Regions from separate parts of the Mus musculus genome. Here all the other regions are linked to region 3. The links are chromatin loops, found by intact Hi-C in ENCODE. Cell type or tissue: gastrocnemius. All regions are shown on one strand.

Region 1 (4,000 bases), 140 kb after region 3:
TATTCTAAATGTGAAATAACCTGCAAGGATTGATGACTGGAGGGAAAGAAGAAGGTGGCTTTTGAATAAACAGGCTCGCCTCCCTGGGACTGACACCTGCTTTGCTGTATGTCTGGCTTGTTTCCTGCACCTGGAATAAAGCGATACATCACTGTTGAAAGAATGAATAAATGATGGATAAAGAAGAAAAAGAAAGCCCTGTGTCGTCGTGGGGCAAGCCTTTAATCCTGGCACTAGGGAGGCAGAGGCAGGCGGATTTCTGAGTTCGAGGCCAGCCTGGTCTACAGATCGAATTCCAGGACAATCAGGGCTGCACAGAGAAACCTTGTCTCAAAGAGAGACAGAAACAGAGAGAGAGAGAGAGAGAGAGAGAGAGAGAGAGAGAGAGAGGCATCCTGCCAGTCCGGGCTAGAAAGAGTTCCTGCTGGTGTCTAGTCACATCTAACCTGCTTTTTGCTGGTGGTGGGGTTTTGTTTTTGTTTTTGTTTTTGTTTTTTGTTTTCTGATGAAAGAGCTGAAGCTTGTGAGGAGGAGGAAATTGCTAGGTGTGGAAACATCTGTAATCCCAGCACTAATTGGGTAGGGACCTGAGGCAGGAGGATTGTGAGTTCAAGGCCTGCTTATGCTAAATAGGGAAATCAAGGGACACATAATGAGCTGTGTGTGTGTGTGTGTGTGTGTGTGATTTTCTGTATAGCCCTGTCTGTCCTGGAACTCACTCTGTAGACCAGGCTGGACCCAAACTCAGAAATCCACCTGACTCTGCCTCCCAAGGGCTGGGACTAAAGGTGGGCACCACCACTGCCTGGCAAGAGGTTCTATTTTTAAAATGGGGGCTATAAGTGGTGTCTGGCACCTGCCTTTAATCCCAGCCCTCGGGAGGCAGAGGCAGGTGGATCTCTGAGTTCCAGGCCAGCCTAGTCTACAAAGTGAGTTCCAGATCAACCAGGGCTACACAGAGAAACCCTGTCTTGAAAAAAACAAGCAAACAAACAAAAAACACCCCCCCCCAAAAAAAGAAAAGAAAACAGGCTGCACAAGCCATGCAGAGCAAGCCAGTGAGCAGCATCCTTCCACGGCCTCTGCATCAGCTCCTGCCTCCAGGCTCCTCCCTGCTTCAGTGCCAGTCCTGACTTCCTTCATTGATGAGCAGTGATGTGAAAGCATAAACCAAAAAAGCCCTTGCCTCCCCAGTCGCTTTGGTCAAAGTGTTACATCACAGCAATAGTAACCCTAAGAAACAGACAACCAAGAAAATAGATAAAATCAAGGTGGTATAATACATAAACATTTTAAATGAATTCATTTTAAATGAATATAAATATTTAAACATTTAATATATTGTTTATTATGTTATACATATATTTATATGTACAATATATGTATATCTATATATACATATATATATACACACACATATATATGTCTACTACTCAGTAGGTGGAGTCAGGAGAATCAGAAATTCAAGACCATTCTTGGTTACATATTAAGTTCAAGGCTAGCTTGGGATATATGAGACCCTGACTCAAAAAACGAAACAAAATAAAAAAAAAATAAGTAAAAAGCCATTATGGTGTTGCCTGCCATCTGAGCACTGGAAAGGTAGAAACAGAAAGGTCACCACAAAATTGAGGGCAGTCTGGGCTATATAGTGAGTTCCAGGGCAGCCTGGACTACATAGAGAGAGCCCAGGAGCCTGAGGAGGAAGAACATGTGCTCTTATTTTTTTAAAAAGATTTATTTATTTATTATATGTAAGTACACTGTAGCTGTCTTCAGACACACCAGAAGAGGGCATCAGATCTCATGGCAGATGGTTGTGAGCCACCATGTGGTTGCTGGGGTTTGAACTCAGGACCTTTGGAAAAGCTGTCAGTGCTCTTAACCGTTTTTTTTTTTTTTTTGCTTTTTGTTTTAATCTATCTATCTATCTATCTATCTATCTATCTATCTATCTATCTATCTATCTATCTATCTATCTATCTATCTATCTATCTATCTATCTATTTGAGACAGGGTTTCTCTGTGTAGCTCTGGCTATCCTGGAACTCACTTTGTAGAGCAGGCTGGCCTCAAACTCAGAAATCCACCTGCCTCTGCCTCCCAAGTGCTGGGATTAAAGGCGAGCGCCACCACACCCGGCCAGTTCAGGATTTCTTAACGGTCTGTTTGCCTTCTAATGTCTAAGGACTAGGGGGTGGGTCTTGTCAGCCCCAGCAGCTCTCTCACCTGAAGAACTCTGGGCTCTTTGGCCTCAGGAGATCAAGCGACAGGATGTGGATCCAGGGCTGAGTCCCTTGTGTTCTGGTGCCACCTAGTGGTCGTAACGTAACACTGCCATGTGAAACTGCTTGAGCCAGCCCACGCCCTTTGTAGAACCAGGGATGTACCCAGGTTCTGGGCAAATACATGGAAATGATGGGAGCCTAGGCATGGGCTCCTTGATACCCCAGGTGTGTCATGCTTCCGTACTAGGTCAGCTATGGGTTGTGCCCTATTAGTCTCTGGCTCCGGGACAGAGGCAGATGGATCTCTGGGGCTTGAGGTCAGCCTGGTCTATATAATAAAGTTCCAGGCAGCCATGGCTATATGAGACCTTGCCTCTAAACAAAACGCCTAACACCTCCTTAAAGGCCTATACCACCATGTTTGGTCTTTATTTTGTTTGTTTTTAAGATTTATTTTGTTTTAATTTATGACTCCATGTGAGTGCCTGCGTGCATGTGTGTACCATGTGTAGCTTCTCTCCCAGATACACATTCATCACATGATCAAACTGCACTTCCTTACTTGGTACCACTGTCTCAGGTGTGACATAGTTACCTGTCTTAGGCATCACATGACATGCTCACCTGGGAGGGACAGGGGACACACATTTCAGCATGAGGGTCCTAGGTTCCATCCCCTGCACACCATAAACTCGATGTGGTGGTGCACACCTGTAATCTCCACTCTTGGGAGGTGGAGGCAGGAGGATCAGAAGTTTAGGGTTATCCTCGGCTACACCGAAAGTTCAAGACCAGCCTGGGCTACATGAAATTCCGTCTTAAAGACACAGAACAAAACAAAACAAAAATGAAAATAGTCTTGGGTACTGCTGTGCATCTTCTCATTAACAGCAATCAGCTTAATGCATTCTGCTTAAGATAACAATGTAACCATGGTGGCTGTAACAATGTAACCATGGTGGCTGTAACAGTGTAACCATTGTGGCTGTAACAATGTATCTTGGTGGCTGTAATGCACGACAGGGAGGAGATGCCCTGCACCACACCCATCCACAGACAGTGATGTTGGGATCTGGGTTGTGAGTACAGTGGAATTACAAGCATTTATAGCACGGACCTTTCTGTGCATGGGTAGAACATGTCTCTGCACGGATTCTCATCTTCACTGAAGCACAGTTGTCTTCTGAAGTTATTTGTCCTTGGGCCATTTCTGAAGTGAGGTCTGTGAGGCATTTAAAGACTTCCTTAACTTCTCCTTCCCGGGCTGGAGAGATGGCTCCGTGGTTAAGAGCACTGACTGTTCTTCCAGAGGTCCTGAGTTCAATTCCCAGCAACCACATGGTGGCTCACAACCATCTGCAATGGGGTCCGATGCCCTCTTCTGGTGTCTGAAGACAGCTACAGTGTACTTACATATAATAAATAAATCTTTAAAAACAAACAAACAAAAGACCTTCTCCTTCCCACGGAATGCCTCTGCCTAGCTCTTTGGCTCACACAGTTAAGGATTTCAGATCACTTACATTTTTCCAGTTGTTCTTGACGCAGCTCTGTTCTCTCCACAGTCCTCAGCTGCAAGGGAAAACCCTGAACAGCCAGGCAGGAGGCTCAGGTTTTGCATCGGGAGAGGGGCATTACTGACTTGGCACAGATGGACTGTTTATGAAAAGGAGGGAAGAGAAGAGCAGTGGGGACTCAGGGCGATGAGAACTGTCAGTACTCTTGGTTGCTAGGAAGAGGGTCTGTTAGGAGTACCGTCGTCTGCAGGCCAG
Region 2 (4,000 bases), 55 kb after region 3:
GAGCACCCGACTGCTCTCCCAAAGGTCCAGAGTTCAAATCCCAGCAACCACATGGTGGCTCACAACCATCCGTAATGAGATCTGACTCCCTCTTCTGGAGTGTCTGAAGACAGCTACAGTGTACTTACATATATTAATAAATAAATCTTTAAAAAAAAAAGTATACTGTAGCTGACTTCAGACGCACCAGAAGAGGGCATCAGATCTTATTACCGATGGTTGTGAGCCACCATGTGGTTGCTGGGAATTGAACTCAGGACCTGCGGAAGAGCAGTCGGGTACACTATCAGCATGCACTGAAGCTACAACTTCACTCTTACAATTCACGCCAAAATCCAAACAACATACTATTTCATTGTTTTTTAAGTCCCCTATTATGTTCCAATGCCACAAGCCTATGTACCCTTTTCAATTATATAGTTTCTGTCTTGTGCACAATTTCAAGCTAAATCGCATCTCAAGAGATTGTTTCCTCAACTCCACAGTGTGCCTCCATGGCTGGGCATCCATATTTTGCTAACCTCAAAACAATGGAAGGGCACTGTTGGCGTCCTTCTACCAGAACTCCATTCTCTCCTTCCCTTTAGGATAAGCAGTTTAAAGGCACAGTACCTCGAAGCGGGTACTTCAAACATGACACAAGCAGACTATGGCAGGACACACATGAGCTATCTGTGTCATCTGGGACAGGAGTCAGCTTTTGTTAAGTGTTGCCAGCTTTTATTTTCAGCAGACGTCAAAACTATTTCTCTTTTCCAAGTCTCTCCACTGTTCTTCCCTGCTGTGAGGTGTTCTGTGTTTCCAGTCAGGTCTAAGTAGAGGAAGAGAACCCCCTTTTCTACTTCCTCCTCCTCTTCTTTTTCTTCTATGGAACCCACCCAGGGCATGACAGGAGGCGCCCAGGTGGCGAAGAGAACGCATGCCTGTTAATCCCAGCACTTGGGAGTTAGAGACAGACAGATCTCAGCAAGTTCAAGGCCAGCCTAGTCTACCTAACAAGTTCCAGGCTATCCAGGTCTACTTAGTGGGTCCCTTCTTTAAAAACAAACAAAGAAACAAACAGGAGGAAAGAATCATGCCCAACAAACCCTGTCTGGGCCAAACATTTCCTGCTGGGATGATGCACCTTGTACAAGAACACAATTAGCACGCCAGATGACCAACGTCCAGATACACTGTAATAATTTCTCTTCCAAAAGCCAGAACCTATCAGAATCATACATTTCAATACTATGCCTCTTTCACATGTGTGCGCATGTGCATGTGTATAAACTTCATGGGAGGCAGACACACACACATCTCTCTGAACAGGACTTTCAAAGTTTAAGGGAGCTTAAATAATTATTTCATATGGCTTCCAAGTTATATTATTAAAGAAACGCTTATTGAAAGGAATGTGATGATGAACAGCTTTAGTTCCAGTATGGGAGGGAGAGGCAGGAACATCTCTGGGAGCTTGTGGCCACAGTGGTTTATACAGCAAGCTCCAGGATAGCCAGGACTACAGGGACCTGGGTCAAGAAGCAAATTAAACAAAGAAATAAGAATGGAGGAGCTGAAAAAATAGTCTGGAGGTTAAGAATACTTGTTATTCTTTTCATTCCAGAGGGACCCAAATTCTGTTCCCAGCATTCATGTTAGGGAAGCTCACAACCACTTGAGTTACAGGGGATCTAATGCCCTCTTCTGGCCTCCGCAGATCAGGCCATACACATGGCTCAGACACATAGACCCATGCATACATATATATTTTTTAAAAATTCATTTTGAGGGGCTGGCAAGATGGCTCAGTTGTTAAGAGCACTGACTGCTCTTCCAAAGGTGCTGATTTCAAATCCCATGGTGGCTCACAACCACCCGTAATGAGATATGACACCCTCTTTTGGTGCATCTGAAGTCAGCTACAGTGTACTTATGTATAATAATAAATAAATCTTTGGGCCTGAGCAAGCAGAGACTGAGTGAGCAGAGTTAACCAGAATGAGCAGAGGTCCTAAAAATTCAATTCCCAACAACCACATGAAGGCTCACAACCATCTGTTCAGCTACAGTGTACTCACATGCATAAAATAAATAAATCTTTAAAAAATAAAATAAAAATTCATCTTGAAAGAATAAAAATGCACGCTATGTAAGTGGTGGCACACGCCTTTAACCTCAGCACTCAGGAGGTAAAGGCAAGTGGATCTCTGTGAGTTTGAGGCCAACATAGTCTACAAATTGAGTTCCAGGACAGCTACACAGAGAGCTACACAGAGAAACCCTGTGTCAAAATAAAACAAAATTGTACCAGTGGTTTTACAGGTCTAAAAATTAACATATCTAATGGATATTTAGAATCTGTAAAAACTAAAGAAATAAAATGCCCTTCTATAGAAAGTTCTATATGGGATTGGAACAGTCACACAAATAGTTCACACCTACATACATACTCAGCCTTGAGTGTTCGGGCCCTACCTCAGAGCCAGCCACTAAGCAAGGGCTCAACCATGAACTGGGATCTAGCGTCACAGGAAACACAATGGGCTGGCAGAGTCCCAGTAGCAAGACATGTTCACAAAAGCAAGGTCCCAATTACAGTTAAAGATGGTCCCTCCATCCTGCCCCTAGCTGATGATGATACAACTATTGCCCAGATAATGCACCTTCATTTGGCACGGCACTAACCGTCATCCAACTTCGAGGCCCTGTCTGACCGCTACTGCTCCATGGAGCTGCTCTGCCTCTGAGCAATGATTCTCGGGACACTTTATAAAATGGCGCAGGGGGTGGAATATTCCACAGGCTAAAGCAGCATTCTACCAAAGCAAAGCGCCCTGGCGCAGATTCTCCCTACTCCTGCTTGAGAGCTGAAAGCCATTCCTAGCTGGCATTTACCAGCAGAGAGAGCACGCCTTCACATCTCCATGGTTAATCCTTCTTCTGAAAGAGGAAAAATCAAGCAAATCCATATTAAATAATATTTTAATTAGCTCTCTGATTTAACATTTAATGAGAAAGCCACATTAAATATTAACAAAGAATGTAAACTTTCATAAATGTCATTAATTAGCAGTTACAAAGACAGGCAGAAAAGCAGATCTAGATTGTTAATACTGAGACTCTGAGTCCCGAGGTGCAGGGACAGAGTACTCTACAGAGACAGTAATCACGATTGGTGGAGAGCGTGCAATCACGAGACCCGAGTTTGGATCCCCAGTACCCACATAAATGCAGTGCATGCTGGCACACATCTGAAGCCAACATAGGCAGCACAAAAACAGGCACTCCAAGAGTTTCCTGGCCAGCCAGTCAAGGCCAAACAGTGAGTCCTGGGCTCAAATGAGAGACCTTCTCAAACGACAAGGTAGGAACTGAGAACAGTTATACATGCTATAACCCCAGCTCTCTGCTCTATAGTGAGTTCCAGGGCAGCCAGCGCTATATCATATAAAGAACATATCTTAAAAACAAACTAACTAAACAAAAAAGGAAAAAGCAACAGTTGCTTTCAACAAGCTCAAACACAGGTTCAGTCCGGGCACTTTCAGCACACAAACATGCGTGTGCACGCACATGGAATGAACACACACACACACTCAGAAAGGGGGGAGGGGAGTGAGAGAGTGTGAGTGTGTAAGTGGGTTATAAAGAGGCCCAAGACAGCAGGCTGAGACCGGAAGGCTGCCCTGAGTTTGAGGCCTGTCTAAGACACACGCACTAAGAGTCTCCGGGTTCTCACTGAGTGTTTCCTGGGTTCTCATGCCTGCCCTTCCTAAGGTGCACTGCACGTAAGCTTCAGCTCAGCAAACGGTGCCAACAAACCACTGCCCCAACTGGGTTAAAAGCAATGGACAGTTATTCGATGGGGAGACAGCACAGGCAAGCCAACTTCCACGTGGCTGGATGCTCCAAGACCTGACGGAGCAAGTTCACGTCCCTCGGCAGTAGGACTACCACTGCCAGCCTACCTACTCAATATGCAGCGGCTATAGGAAAAATCGTGGAAACAAGATCTTTC
Region 3 (4,000 bases):
ATGTGCTGTCAGCCTTAAAAGAGAGCCTTAGAAACCACAGCAGGGGCAAAGTACAGCACTCAACTGTTTACTAACTTGTGTGTGTTATATTCCTACATTACATTTTTCTGTAAGGTATCTTTCTGTAAGGTCTGTCTGTATCCCATTCTTGAACTCCCAGGACTCTCTAATACAACCTCACCTAACCCACTAGTACCCGGTCTCTATGATCTGCCACTCTGTGTAGTCTATGCTGTACAACCCTGAACATAAACCAAGGGCAGCCTGGATGCCAGCAGTCAGCTTTGCTATGGACGCACAAGCAACTGTGTGGGACTTCAAAGGAGTTAAGTAATGGGATCCCACCTGCTATGAAGTCTGGTCAGATGCTAAGCAGGGTTAAAGCACTGCTACAATTTGTTGTAAGTATAGTGCTACATGTCTGCCATTCTAACCTTAGGAGGCTGGGCAGAAGAACTGCCATCAGTCTGGGCCAGGGCCCTTATTTCAGAAAAGAACATGAAAACAAGTTAAAGTCACCCTTGGGAATAAGCAGTTAGAGCTCTCTCGTTGGGAGCACTCCTGGTAATTAGGCAGAGACACCAAGGGTAGGATAAGTAGATTTCCTAGGAATTCCCTATGCCCCCTAGCTGTGGGGGTGCCACTGCTATCCTGGCTACCTTAAACTGAAGGGCTGTAGTTCAGTAGCCAGTAGACACGCTGCATGCCAGCAATGGCCATTTGGAACATTCCAGGGATGCCTGAAAAAAAACTACACAATTACAAAAGTCTGCCCCAGCTCTTGAACATACAGCCAACCAGGTCTGCTCCAGTTGTCAGTTTGTGCTAGCACAGACCATGATGGACTCCAGGTGACCCTGTAGCCCTTACCATCTGGGACACAAGGGGAGCACCTCACTTGCTGACCTAGCAGAAAGCCCAAGGAAGAAAGCCTGTGATTGGAATAGACATCAGCCTTTGTTTGCACGCAAGGTGAGTTGTGATTGTCTCAAATACCTCTCATCTGGATACAAACGCACACTGTTGAGGCTCAAGTACTGACTCTGCAGAGAGATGCTGTCAAGTGTCACCCTTCCTGTTGTTGTGACATTAGGTCCAATAAAAGGCTTGACAAGTTGTACCTTGCCTACTTTCCGCTGTATGGGCTGAGCTCACAAGAAAAAAAATAGACATCAAAGTGTCTTCAGTGGCAGAGTCAGTAGGCATGTCAACAGCAGGTGATCAGTTGGCAGAGCTCAGCAGAAGAGGCAAGGCAGCCAGTGGCTGCTTGGCAGCAAACGAAAAAGAAACTGGATGGTTTAAGAACAGCCAGGGCAGAAGAAAGTAAAAGAAAGATGGCAGGGGAGGGCAGAGGCTGAGCCTGAAGGATAAACACTGCTGAAGGCCACTGGATAGAGACTGTGGAGTCTGGGTACAGGGAGAAGGATAGAATGGTTAGGTCTTTATAGCCCAGAGCTGTAACATTGCTGCTGCTAAGGGCAGAGCAATCCCAACTTCAAGGCCTACATAAAGACTGCTACCACTAGAGGGCACCATCTACTCTCAAACACCCAAGGAAACAGCCTGTCAGAACCAGCTTACCCACCTACAGTTTTATTCTGGACAGCGCAGAAAAAGACCCAGACTTCTTGCTAACTGGAAACAAAAGCAGGTACACCATGAGAACAAAAACATGCTTGGCCCAACACACCAACAGAGAAGGCTGTCCTCATAGTAGCTCTTAAACTAGAAAGCCATTCAAGATGGACTGGCAGGCGGGGTTGGGGGAGCCCACACCTTTAATACCAGATCCCAGGAGGCAAAGAGGCAGACACTTTCTGTGAGTTCAGGCCAACCTGGTCTAGAGAACAAAAGACAGCCAGAGCTATAGTGTGAGATCCTGTCTCCAACAACAACAACAACAACAACAACAACAACAACAACAACAACAACAACAACAGGTGGATCCAGGATCGTGTCCTAACTTCAAATGTCTATTACAGGCCCTGTGCCGAGGGCTTTCTAGAAAGAGAACTCAGCGCCAATGTTCAGAGCCTGCAGCCTTTAGGAAAAGAACAGACTCAGTATTTTTTGACACGATATAATCTCCCTTCACCAAGTTCAGCCGTCTATGGGCACAGCTTCCATGACCTCCCAGAAATGAAGCCAGAAGCTGTAATGCTTCTGCTGTTGACTTTAAGAGGAAAAGTACACTCATCAATTAAACAGCTACGATCCATCCCACAGACTCCACGCATACACAGAGCCAAGATTTGTACGGGTGGATTCAAATGTAAGAACACAAAAGAGACAAGACTGGAGGCTCTCCACAGCAATCACTGTCTCTATCTGAGTTGTCACCCACCATACAGACACCAAGACTTGTGCTTGCGCCTGTGGTCCCAGGGAAGGGGGTAAGGACTGAAGAAGAGCTGGGAAGGCACAGGGTCACACTTGCAAGATCCGAAGACAGGAATGGGCTGGGTGCAAGAGAGCTCCACTAGTAAAGGCACTCACTGTTCTTGCAGAGGATGGAGTCAGGTTCCCAGCACCCACACCAGGCAGCTGACAACAGCCTAGAGTAACTCCAACTCCAGAGGGACACACCTTCTGGCCTCTAAGGACATCCACACACATGTTAGACATTCACATAAAAACACATACATGTATACATATATACATGATCAAAAATAAATCCTTAAAAAAAACAACAAAAAAACCTAACCAGACACACCATATAGAGAATTAAAATACAGAAAGGTACAGATTTTCAAGGTGGGAATTTCAAGTTGTCAACTACACCCTATCTTAACTGATGTTTGCAAAGAGACTAAAGGGTGCAAAGTGTGCATGTCCTCACCAACCAACTGCAAGTTCTACTCCAGCACCCGCCAGGCCGTCCGAGAGGCCACTATGTCTAGAATTATACCTGGCTGTCAATAAACCATGTATGTAGGTCATTTCCGATCTACTATCCCATTGCATGATCAATTCTGGAGACAAAACCACACTCTTAATCATTCAGACTTAAAATGTTTAAAGAAGACAATTTCAAAAATAAGTTCTGTAACAACCTTGAAACCCTCTAACCGAGGTGGCCACATACTCTTCTCTGTAATGGGGACTGCGACAGAGAGGACCATCACTCCCAAGGGGAACACAGCCCACTCAAGCCAACAGGTCACAGGTTTACGAGGGCTCTGAACTGAACTCGCTTACTCTTGGTGACCTCAATATCTCAGAGCACTTCTTTGAGGCTCTGTGGCGGTAATCAAGTCAGCGGTTGGCTACTCTGCCATGCCTTACCTCTGGTCTAATGCTCATTTGTAAATCGGCTCTGGGGGCTCTCACCTTCCAGCCATGAGAACAAACAAACAATCCCCTTAAACAGGTGCTTCTGTCTGCTGGGCTCTCGGTGACAGGTGACTGATTACGTTGGGAAGTCACCCAGTAACAAGGTAAGAAGCTTCAAACTTGGGCAACCAATTTCAATGCCACAAGTCACAGTTTGCTCAAGCCTAGCTCTTCTTGGGACTCTTCGATTTCTTCTAAGACCAAAGCCACATACTTTACCAGTCAGGCCTGACTAAACTCACAGAGCAGCCTTGGAAGCACAGCTGTGTAGGTCCTGAACGAGACTCTAACGGGGACAATCTTCTCAAGCATCCCGGCCACAACGCGTACATCCTCACTGTGACACCACCCTCTTCCACGGCACTTCATCCTAAGGCTCCACAGCGGACTCATAACTACTCACTCAATAGGGTGGCTTCCAAGGCACGAAGCACCTTTGGATAGCATGGAACAGCTCAATAGCAAGTGTGGCAGCATCTGTGCTCTGAATGCGAAGCCAACCCACAGAAAACATCGCCAGTAGGACCTGAAAGCAACTCGGGAAGAGAACCGTGTCTGTCGAAGCTTCCTGAGATACTCAGGCTCTGGACAGCTGACAGAGAGGAAAGGACAGAGTGGCTACGGAAGAGAGCGAGGAGGTCAATGAGTGAGTGCCCAGCGCCCACCG

What was found. Peaks named below come from ENCODE experiments on the same cell type or tissue, not always from the same donor. Only the 100,000 strongest peaks of a DNase experiment are listed, where the experiment ranks them.
Region 1: it touches region 3 in a loop (2.5-fold over the local background); 25 of 42 quality-filtered maps call a loop at or near these places.
Region 2: a loop joins it to region 3, with 2.4 times the contacts of the local background. A loop is called at or near these places in 3 of 42 quality-filtered maps.

Annotation. Positions count from the first base shown.
Region 1 is chr4:137,966,684-137,970,683 of GRCm38, reverse strand. No RefSeq gene overlaps it. Among named protein-coding and RNA genes, the nearest start is that of Eif4g3, 25 kb to the left of the region's middle. In gastrocnemius, a CTCF peak has its summit at 2,325 (motif pointing left); a DNase peak (open chromatin) is centred at 2,316.
Region 2 is chr4:138,050,501-138,054,500 of GRCm38, reverse strand. All of the region lies in intron 3 of Eif4g3 (eukaryotic translation initiation factor 4 gamma, 3), which reads right to left. Among named protein-coding and RNA genes, the nearest start is that of Eif4g3, 59 kb to the right of the region's middle. In gastrocnemius, a CTCF peak has its summit at 1,661 (motif pointing left); no DNase peak of the experiment used is centred here; H3K27ac peaks cover 1,510 bases.
Region 3 is chr4:138,105,462-138,109,461 of GRCm38, reverse strand. All of the region lies in intron 10 of Eif4g3 (eukaryotic translation initiation factor 4 gamma, 3), which reads right to left. Among named protein-coding and RNA genes, the nearest start is that of 1700095J12Rik, 31 kb to the left of the region's middle. In gastrocnemius, a CTCF peak has its summit at 1,510 (motif pointing right); a DNase peak (open chromatin) is centred at 1,519; H3K27ac peaks cover 3,278 bases.